Linked DNA regions of Homo sapiens: region 1 is linked to region 2. A link is a contact called in ENCODE Hi-C or POLR2A ChIA-PET data. All regions are on one chromosome and are shown on one strand. The core of a region is the stretch at or near the end of the contact, and the rest is flanking DNA. Distances in the headings are between cores, read along the strand shown.

What was found. Hi-C counts contacts between places; a loop is a spot of excess contacts on that map. ChIA-PET counts read pairs that join two places held with the same protein, here RNA polymerase II (POLR2A). Pooled maps may share reads with other maps.
Region 1: a loop to region 2 is called in a pooled map, with 2.3 times the contacts of the local background. The contact joins the promoter of NRAP here to the enhancer-like site in region 2. A Hi-C loop is called at or near these places in 2 of 168 maps with a recorded cell type or tissue (endothelial cell of umbilical vein and naive thymus-derived CD4-positive, alpha-beta T cell), 6 of 37 single-sample maps with no recorded cell type and 10 of 50 pooled maps. POLR2A ChIA-PET finds 5 or more read pairs at or near these places in 2 of 52 experiments (MCF 10A and Panc1).

Annotation. Positions count from the first base shown.
Region 1 is chr10:113,662,543-113,668,128 of GRCh38, forward strand. It overlaps NRAP (nebulin related anchoring protein), which reads right to left and starts at 1,499. Exons shown (of 42, transcript NM_198060.4): 1 at 1,269-1,499; 2 at 810-904; 3 at 137-224. The coding sequence starts at 1,340.
Region 2 is chr10:113,785,762-113,791,300 of GRCh38, forward strand. No RefSeq gene overlaps it. Among named protein-coding and RNA genes, the nearest start is that of MIR4483, 10 kb to the left of the region's middle. Within about 2 kb of position 3,115, at least 7 of the 41 ENCODE cell types and tissues checked have a DNase peak (open chromatin) inside an H3K27ac peak, as active enhancers do.

The DNA of each region.
Region 1 (5,586 bases), core at 249-2,748, 120 kb before region 2:
CTCCCAAAGTGTTGGAATTGTAGGTGTGAGCCACTGTGCCTGGCTAGAATATATTCCTTTTATCTATTTGCATGTTTCTACCCAGTAACCAATCATTCTCCATACCCTCCATCCCACTGAAAATTAAATAACTTACCCCACTGATGGCCTCTGGAAATGTCCTCACATTTAGATTTAATGGAGTGTGATAGACACTGGTGAAAGTGTTGTTCTTAGGGTTATGGCTACAACAAATAGGTATAAATCAAAATTAGAAATGTACTTTATCCAAATGATTGAGGGACTATTCTTAAAATTATTTTTAAATAATAACAGTTATTTTTAAAAAATCAATAAATGTAAAACTTAAAAATTAAGTTCGTGATTTTCCAGGCAATGCATCTTACAGAAAAAAAAGCAAATCAAATAAAATCGACATATATAACTGAAAGCCTAAATTTAACTGGAAATGATCACTTGAAAACTTTCTGAAGAAAGTAAAAAAGGATTCTGAAATTATTTAAAAGAAAATACTTCAAAGCTCTATATGCATATTTATGGCCATTACATTGTTCTGCACAGTATTTAATAATTTGACATGAGGTTATAGTGGATATATTTGATCTTTTACTTGGAAGAAATTTGAAGTTTTGTGTCCATTGCATAAAATCCCACCTTAGGTCTCTTTAATGACAGGATACAAGGGAACACTTTGGGAGAAGATATTTCTTGGATTTAACCCTGGGTTATATGATTTGAACGTTTAGTTGGCTCCTTGTTGAAAAACAAATAAAACTCAAGAGGTAGTGGTGGGGGCATCAAACACTTACGCGTGACAGTACGGCTTTTTCTGGTGACTCACAAAGTTATTAACAGACAGCATCATCTTGCAAACTTCACAGTGAAAACAGGCTTTATGCCATATCTAGAAATCATATAGAGAAGATTTAGCAATTACCCTTTTCCCCCCAGACTCAAGGTTCTTATATATTTTAGGGTAAAAAAATGAACTTCGAGGATAAAATGCTGATTTTAAAAAAATTAAAATCCACACACACAGCTATAACAACACTCACGGTTAAATAAATGGATAACTTTTTTTTTTTGAGACAACACAGAAGAAATAGAAATGTGTAGAACTAAATAAAGGTGAGAAAATATAACTTTTTCTTGTGGTTCAAAACAATTTAACTGAAAATTAAATTTCCATATTTACCTATGTCCATATGTGAGAAGGTCAATTTCCTGTGTTTGTTATTATTCACAAAAGCCAAGAAATGTCTACTGACCTGATCTATACAGCTGATCTTCTCGGCAGGATAAACCCCATACCCACACCTAGAACAGGGCTGCACATTCATCTCGAAGCCGGAAGAGAGAGGACAAAGATAGGCAACAGGCAAGAAATGCAAGGAGAACCCCCAGTCTAGTTCAAGTCTTCAAAATCCGACGACCATAAAATTCCTGTGGGCACCTCGATCTTTCAGAATCCAACTTCCACTTTCCTTTGCTGACCTTCTAGTTTGAAGTCAGCAGTTGGATGGTTTTTAAAGCTGCCACTTACTCAAGGGGCTATTTTGGCCACTCACTCAGCACGCATGTGTCTGGGAAATAAGGTGGAAGTATTTCTAGCTGACATGCTTCTCTAAATAGAAAAATGAACTCACAACAGCATCATGTTTATGTGGATAACCAAACCCTGGTGTATGATCAGGCAGCATGGAGTGGTTTAGCACTAGCTGTGATCATGACCCAAGAAAAGAACCTAAAGGAAGATGCCACACCGTCATCCAACAATCAAATTAGAAAAGCTTGCTCTATGCGTCCTATGACTAAAGCAGAAAGGCCAGCTCCCAAAAATATAGAAAATAAAATAGGATTGATTCACTCCTTTAAATGGATAAATATCACACTTGAATTTTAACTTTACCTACCCAAAGCGTTTACAACAGTTAAACTAAAAACTTAATAAGGTGTTAGTTTGTGTTTAGCTTCTACTGGAACGCAAAACTAAAAACTAATGAGAACTCTTGGTGTTTTGGCCTCTGTATTTTATTCTAGAATGTTCCAAGAAGGCCTTTGTGCTTGTTCCCTTGCCTCACAGGCCTTAAAAGAGGTGATATGAAGACAGAATCTCTCTTCCTGGCTTTGGGAAGCCTCTCATTGCCTTCAGTCTCTGCTGAAATGTCACCTTATCACCTTATAGAAATACCTGATACAAAATGGCACCTCACCTGTCCCCACTCCTATCTCATTATCTTCCATTACTCTTAGCCTGCTTGATGGTCTTCATAGTGGTAATCACAGCTGGACATATTACATGTTAATGTTTCTATTTTTAAAAATTGTGTCTCTCCCATCAAAATATGAGTTCTGTCTAAACAGGATCTTTGGTCCTTTTTGCCACTTCTATATCCCCCATGCCTAGAACAAGGTCTGCCAATAAAAGGTGCTTAATAAAGATTTATTGGATTAATGAAATAAATTTAATACTCACACCAAAATGCCTATAGAGGCCAGGTATGAAGTCTAGATAATGGTAGGAACTTTTCCAAATAGATGAGCACTCATCCCATCTGAAGCAGGCAACTGCTCCTCAGTCCCAGCCAACTGTCATCATGAAACAATCAACATTCCAGGTTGCCAAATATCCTGATTTTTCCGGAATATTTTCCAAATATTCTGAGCACACCAGAAGTCTGCATTTACAAATGAAATTCCCCTTTTTGTATATAAAACAATATAACAGAGTCGTGGGCAGTATTTGGCCAGCAGGTTACCAATTTGTGACCTTGGCCCTAAATGTTCTGAGGTTAGGTTGGTGTCCCCAGGTAGGGTGGAGTAAGATGAGTAGTATTTTGGGGTTGTGCTGAGATAGCCAGGGGGTAGGAAGAAGCTCTAAAGCCAATGAAGAAGAGTAGCATTCAAGTCCACATGAGTATAAGGGGAAGGCGGAGTCTCAGGTTTTCCCACATGGGGCTAGGGCTCTCTCAGCATGGGGAGGGGACTCAAAGCAGGGACTCCAGGCTCAGCAAAGACTCCCACACTGAAACGTGATTGGGCAGGAGGGCTGCCACCAGCCTGCAAATGAGAACAGCAATGGGCACAGCACAAAGACCTGCAGGGTTCCCCGGTTGTTTTGCTCTGCACCAGGCTTCTCAAGCCTTACTTAGTGGGTGGGGTGGAAGCTCCAATAATCACTGAAATGAACTGTACCCCAGTCCGGAGGGCTGAGGAATCAGGAGGATTTCACTTAAAAAAGAAGCTTGCAACGTTCCTTCTCTGCCTAAGCTTGTGATTGCAATCTGTAGCCGTTAAAACGGGTTGGTCACATTTGTGAACACAAGAATTACAAAATGCAAGATGCTAAACTGGATTTGTACCATCACTTCTGATTTATTAGACATCAGAAATTGCTAGGAGAAACAACCCCATAGAACTAGAAATGGGATAGTTTAAGGAACTAGAAGTAAACACTCATTTCTGGGGCAAGACAAACACAGACTTCACTGTGTAGTCGAGTCTTGGTTGGTTCACACCACCCTTCTCATGTTATATACAGCCCCTCCTGCTCCTTGGCCTAAGCCCCTCCCACTTGACGCAGGGATTACAGCAGGCCGTCCAAGCCAAGTCAGTGAGCATACCACATTCCTTTGGCCTTAGGAGTTGGTTCAGATAACATCAGTCTTAGCCTGGGTTCTCCAGAAAACAGAACCTGTGTCAAAGGCTTATATGCAAGGACTTTATTCCAAAGTATAATCCAGGGAGCAAGAGTTAGAAGGCAGGAAATGCAGGGCAGGGAACAGTTGGTATTAGGGTTGTTCTCAACGGGGCCACCAGCTGGTATAAAGTGTATTGAATGGCTTGACCATCTTCCAAGGGGCCATATAAACAACCGCTACTCAGGAACATCTACCAGAGGAAGGAAGGGTCCTGTCTCCCATTGGTGAAAGGTTTGCCCCATTGGCCATTAATGTCCATGCTGTGTATGTACACAGGGAGTCCCATGGCATCTCGCACCTCAGTATCAACAGGAAAACACCAAGGGCAGCAGAAGGCCAAAGACACTGTCAGTTGTGCCCACGTGAAGATGGCCAGAGCCCTCATAGAGACAGTGGCCACTACCGAGGCTGAGCCTGCTCAAGTAGGCAAAGGCCCTACGGAAGGTGAGGCTGAGTGAATCTAAAGCAGCCCTTCCAGGTGTCTGATGCACTGGGCTCTCAGCAGAGTCCTGGACCTGGGCTTGGTGGTGGTGAGCTGGAGCCTGATCTTGCAGAGCCTTGTGGAGCCTTGATCTGGGAACTTCGGCCCACACCACCCCACATTGCTCTGGCTTTTTTTAAGTCTTGACTCATAGGGAGCTTTTTGTTTCACATTAATGACTTTTATGTTCAGTATGTGGGCAAGTAGTTTCCTTTTGAAAGTTAAATGTAGTCCTCCTTATTTACCTCTTTTCAATTTCATCCTGTTGATGGTGGTCGCCTTGCTTTAGGCGGTTGAGGTCTTTTTGGACTTGGATTGAGTCATCCAGGATATGAGGTAATCCTTTCTAACTCTGCACCATTTCCAGGGCCCTCCAGGGCTGTGCATATGGACTGGTTTTGAAACTACAGAAAAATGATAAGAGATGTGAAATCAAGGGACAGCTGCTGACCCTTCATTCTGTCACTGTCACTCAGATTAGACGGAAGGTGTTCCTCCCATGCTGGGGGTTTGTTCCTGTTTTAATTTAGGTTGCCCCCCTCAGCAAGGCACAGGGAAGTTATTTGGGAGGTAGTCCCATGAGGCAGGAGTGAGGGTTTAAGGCAAATGAGCCAGGGAAAAGAGAAGAGTCAATAAAGAGCATATCCTAAACTAGATATTATACCACTGTGGGCAGCTGGAGCACAATCTTGCTGGGGACACTCTGAAGATTTGTGTAGAATGTGCCTCAGAATGGTCCCACTGAAGGATGGTGGCTGGGACACATCCACTCAACTCTCATCCCCCATTGGTTGAGGGCAACTGTCAGGGTCATTAACTCCCCTATACCTTTAGGGGAGACCTCTCTCCACAAGCTTAATGGACTTAGGCAGCTTGAAGAAAGCCCAGAGGCAGGGAAGTGGAGGGCCACTGCTGTGGGCGTGTAAAGAGGGCCTGGTGACATGCATGGAGATAACACTGGTGAGCGGAGGGGATGTGATACCAGGTACCCCCAGAGTGGGTCACTCAAGGAAACTGGCAGTGGACAGGGTAAGGGAAAGTACTTATATGAGATGCACCGTGAACTCTCACTGTCCTGCTCTTCCAGGCTGATGGTGTCAACCCTGTTCCATCCGTCCACTCCTCTGCACTGTACAATGCTGCGTCGACACACTTGGGGTGGAGAATTCAGGAAGCAGGGCCTTGTCTTGAGCTCTCATGCTTTCTCAGGTCAGACCTGCCCTTGCCCACCACCCTCACCCCTAACCTTGGGGGCTTCCAAGTGCCCTGGGAGAAGTTATTGGGGGTATTCTCCTGGGGTAAAGTCCCAAGGGTCCTGGCTGATGGGGGGGTCAGCGACCTCAGACTGAAGTTCTTCTGTGGCAGTCATTAAGGCCTGAGCACTAGATGGTGGTGACCTTAATT
Region 2 (5,539 bases), core at 1,865-4,364:
TCCACCTCCCAGGCCAACACCTTCCCTGCACTCACACTTCTCAGCAGGGCATCTGGAGCTACCACCTCTCCGGCCTGCTCTCCCTTCCAAATGCTTGCCTTATGCCTGCAGAACAGGCCACAGAGGGAGTCTATATATTTCCACTTTGTTCTCTCGGCTGAGGATGCAAACCCTTCAGAGTGAAATCTTAAAAGCAGCTGGTAGGATAAGGAATGAATGCAGAGGGCCAAATACATGCATCCTTACTTGAAGCTGTCAACATGTGAGTGTAGATTCCAGCAAGGTATTCTTCTCTACCTAGAGATTGAGCCACTGTACATTCAATATATGTACCTAAATGTGTGTGTGTCTGTGTATATTGAGGGGGAGTGGAGAGGACAGGTGGAGAATCACAATAATTCTTTAATAAGGTAAGATGATGGCGCACCACGATCCCCCCACCTCCATCCCATTTCTCTCCAGAGCTTGTGCCAAGTGACTTTCCCTTGAGATGATAAGAGGAATTTAAAGTATCATAAACAGGCCCAAAGGGAGAGGATGCTCAGATTCAGCTGTATTAACTCAGAGTTCTTCAGTGAAGTTGAACTTTGTGGATATGCAAGATATGTGTTTTACTGAAAAAGCTCTTTAAAATGTCTGAGTTAATGAAGTCTTTGTCTAATGATCAAGAATCTGGTAGGACTTAGGGGCCGTTCTCCATATCAACTCTGGTTAGATGGTTCTAGAAAATGAAGGGAGGTTTAAGGGGCCCCCTTGCAGTCACAGCACTGGGCTCTGGAGCTGTGCTGCCTCATATGAAGCCACTAGTTTCATGGGGCCATTTAACTGTAACTAATGCAAATTAAATAAAATTTAAAATTCAGTTTCTCAGTTGCACTAGCCATATTTGAAGCATTCAATAACCCTGTATGGCAATTTGGTACTGTATTAGATGGCACAGATGTGAAATATTTTCATCATCACAGAAACTTCTAGAGGCCAGCACTGATCCAGAGTATTAAGCCCCCAAGAGGAAAATAATTCACATCTTTCTTATTCACCACCATATTCCTAGCATATAAATATAGGGCATGGCACATAACAAGTACTCAATAAGTATATGTTAAAAGAAGGAATGTTCTGTTAAATATAATTCACAAACCTTGTTCATAAATTGGTATTTATTAATTGCATCTGACCCCAGCACCACCCCCCGCCCCCCCCCCCCCCACCACCACAAAAAATGTTATCAGAGTCATTCCAATGTGAGGCTAATAACTACTTTTTGGTCTGGGGTCAGATGCAATTAATTGAAAATCAAGCTATGGGCTTTTTTTTTTTTTTTTTTTTTTTTTTTTTTTTTTTTGAGACAGCGTCTTGTTCCTGTCACCCAGGCTGGAGTGCAGTGGCAGGATCTTGGCTCACTGCAGCCTTGATTTCCCAGACTCAAGCGATCCTCTCACCTCAACCTCCTGAGTAGCTGAAACTATAGGCAAACACCACTGCACCTGGCTAATTTTGTGTGTGTGTTTTTTGTAGAGATGAGGTCTCACTACGTTGCAGGTTGGTCTCGAGCTCCTGAGCTCAAGTGATTTGCCTGCCTCAGCTTCCCAAAGTGTTGGGATTCCAGGCATGAACCACCATGCCGGGCCTTTTTAATGTAAGCTATTTTTTCAACAATTAAGAGATTTCTAAGGTTCCTATGCAGCAGTTAATAGGCTTGGTGCTGTTATGGGGACATAAAAGAAATAGAAGATCTAAAACTCTCTTAAAAAGAGCTTACTACACAGTGAGGAAGAGAAAAGTTGAGCATACCATGATCTTTTGTTTACCTGATATGATTTGAGATGGCACTATTCTGTAAGTTTAATTTTTAGCTTATATGAATCATAATCTTTCTAAAATTTCTTAACACTTTCCTGTATTCTTAAACTCCTCCCACTCAGGGACATGGTTATGGGCATTCTAAGTATCTACCACACTCTAAATATTTCCTAAGGAGTACTGAGCTGTGGGGGACTATTCCCACCTATGCCAATTGATCCTAGACTGCTTTGTTTATGCTGTGGGCTGCAAAAGCAGAGGATGCAGCTTGTTCTAACCATACACACTAGGAATCAATAGGCTTTGAGTGTAGGTCCAAGAGGTTTTATGAGTAAAGATGTTGGTTCTTAATCCAGGGGTTCTGTGACACTGATTTAGAGTTCTCAGTTGCCTTGGTGCTAGTGGTGGTGGTGGCGGTGGAGGTATTGCCATTTGCTTGCCTCTTGGCTCTCAAGTATGTTCTGGATAGGTGAGACCACCAGAAAAATAATTAGAGGCAGTGTAAAATCACTCTCCAAGAAAAATCAGAGGACAATGAACTATCAAACTACATGGTGATAGCAGGGTTCAGAAAGGAAGGAGATCGTGATGGAACAGAATGCCAACCATGACTAACATGCAGAGAGTGCCTTCTATCTGCCGGGCAATATTCAAACACTCTACTGACTCCTATAAAAGCCCTGTGGGCCAGGTGCAGTGGCTCACATCTGTAATCCCAGCACTTTGGGAGGCCGAGGCAGGTGGATCACTTGAGGTCAGGAGTTCAAGACCAGCTTGGCCAATATGGAGAAACCCTGTCTCTACAAAAATACAAAAATAAGCTGGGCGTCGTGGCGGGCATCTGTAATCCCACCTGCTCGGGAGTCTGAGGCAGGAGAATCGCTTGAGCTTGAACTCGGGAGGTGGAGGTTGCGGTGAGCTGAGATACTGCCACTACGCTCCAGCCTGGGTGAGAGAGCGAGACCCTCTCTCAAAACAAAAACAAAACAAAAAACAGCCCTGCGAGACCAGGACTCTTATTGTCCCCGGGTTTCGGATGGGGAGACAAAGCACAGAGAAGATACATCGCTTGCTCAGGGCTATGGCTAGTACCAGACAGAGCCAGAACTCAGACCAGAAAGACTGGCTTTGGAGACCACAGGCGTCCTGAAAGAGGAGCTGAAACTGAGCTCTGGAAGAGAATAATCCAGCAAGGGACGGCGGTGCAGACAGGATCAGACATGGAGCTCACTTTCCAAAAGTAAAAACAGGGAACATGTTGGAATGACTCATAGAATGACTCAGCGTTTTTATACATCTCTCATTTCAGTAACACGCATTCATCTTTGGGCCTATTGCCCAGAAGAATCACAAAAGTGGTTCCTTTTGTGGTTCCGGGAGCCAGGGGAATTCTGTGGCAGCTTCTGTTATGACTAGTAAACGCGTTTCATAACCCTCCTTTGAGTTGGCCATCTGGCTCTATATTATACTCAAGTTAATACAAAACTAATGCATACTTCTAGTGACAAAGGCATTAGGCTAGTCCTCTGGACAGGAGATAATAAAGAATCCTTGGCTTTGTAGACCTCGTCATCAAGTGAAGGTAATAAAAACATACACATAGATACCTACAAGGCAAATATGATTATCCTAAATCCTTTGTTAAAGTCACAACTCAATGTTACAAACACAAAAGGCTTAAAGACTAATTCTATCTAGTTGGTTTGGAAAAAGCTTCAAGGGAGGGATATATTTGGGGTGCAGAGATGTAGTGGGAGGGATTTCATGTCTTGAAGAATGAATAGGATTCACTTAATATTCTAGAACAGGTCAAACCCCCAGTGCACAGCCACCAGAATGTAACTGGAGGGCCAAAGAAGTTCTCAAGCGTCCTGTAGAACTCCCTAATCCCTGTCGGCTGTCACTGTCATCACTTTTCCAGCATCTTCTGGGTTCAGGGGACTGTCAGGCACTGGTGATATTAACAGGAATAAAATATGTTCCCTCAGGGAGGTGATAGCCTAATTAAGGATACAGGTGTGAAAATTGTTTAGGGGTAAAAAGTTCCCTTGTAGAATGAAAATATATGTCCACACATAAACGTGTGTATGAATGTTCATAGTAGCGTTATTCATAACAGCCAAAAAGTGAAAATGTCCATTAACTGAGGAATAGATAAATAAAATGTGATATATTCATGGAATAAATAATATGGGATATTATTTAGTCATAAAAAAGAGGCCGGGCATGGTGGCTCATGCCTGTAATCCCAGCATTTTGGGAGGCCAAGGCGGATGCATCTCCTGAGCTCAGGAGTTTGAGACAAGCCTGGGCAATATGGCAAAATCCCGTCTCTATCAAAAATATAAAAAATTAGCTGGACATGGTGGCACACACCTGTGGTCCCAGCTACTCAGGAGGCTGAGGTGGAAGGATCACTTGAGTCTTGGGAGGCGGAGGTTACAGTGAGCCGAGATAGTGCCACTGCATTCCGAACTGAGTGACAGAGTGAGACTCTGTCTCAAGAAAAAAAACAAACAAACAAGAATGAAGTACTGATACATGCTACAACATGGATGAACCTTGAAGACATCATGCTAAGTGAAAGAAGCCAGACATAAAAGGTCACATATTGCATGATTCTGTTTATATACAATGTCTAGCACAGACAAATCCATAGAGACAAAAAGTAGATTACTGGTTGCCAGAGAATGGGGGAAGGGAGAATGAAGTGATTGTTAATGGGTTTCTTTTTGGGGTGATTAAAATATTCTGAAATTGGGCTGTGTGCGGTGGCTCATGCTTGTTATCCCAGCACTTTGGGAGGCCAAGGGAGGGGGATCACGAGGTCAGGAGTTTGAGACCAGCCTGGCCAACACAGTGAAACCCCATCTCTACTAAAAATACAAAAATTAGTTGGGTGTGGTGGTGGGCACCTGTAATCGCAGCTACTTGGGAGGCTGAGGCAGGAGAATCGCTTGAACCTGGGAGGCAGAGGTTGCAGTGAGCTGAGATTGCACCACTGCACTCCAGTCTGGGTGACAGAGCTAGACTCCATCTCAAAAAAAAAAAAATTCTGAAATTGGATAGCGAGGTTGATTGTACAACTACATGAATATACTTAAAACCACTGAATTGTACTCTTTAAGAAGGTGAATGTTATGGTATGTAAATTTATATGGCATATATAAAAAATACAAAAGAAAATTTCCCTCTTAGACTCTAAACCGGGGTAGGGAAGTTTTATATTAAGGCATCTTTCAATGTTGGAAATGGGCTTCATTTATAGTTCATACAGAAAAAAGGCAGGAGTCACTTTCCCGTGGAGTAATTAAGCAGCCTTTTCTAAAACAGTACTTCATGTGAATCTCCTAAGAGTTTCCCCGCAGAAGAAACAGTTGACTACCTGCTCAATGAGAATCTTTAACTCCTTTATAGTTAATAATTACTATAATCATCAAATCTTAAAATAAAATTACCCCCAACAACCAGGGGTTCCACTTGAAGATCCGTTTATACTAAAGTGTAAATGACTATATGCATCTTAACAGAGCAAAAAGATGGCAAGAAAGGACAAGAGGGCACTCAGTGCCCAGAAGAGCAGGATGTGCGAAGCTAGATTTCAGAGAAAGTGGAAAGATACCAGTAAAGCACCCAAGACAAATGGCATATTTCTCAACTTATCAATAGCTAAGTAGCTATTGACAGTGGCTAAAGTAGCTAGAAATTACACTTTCTCCCCTAAAGCCTTCTTTTG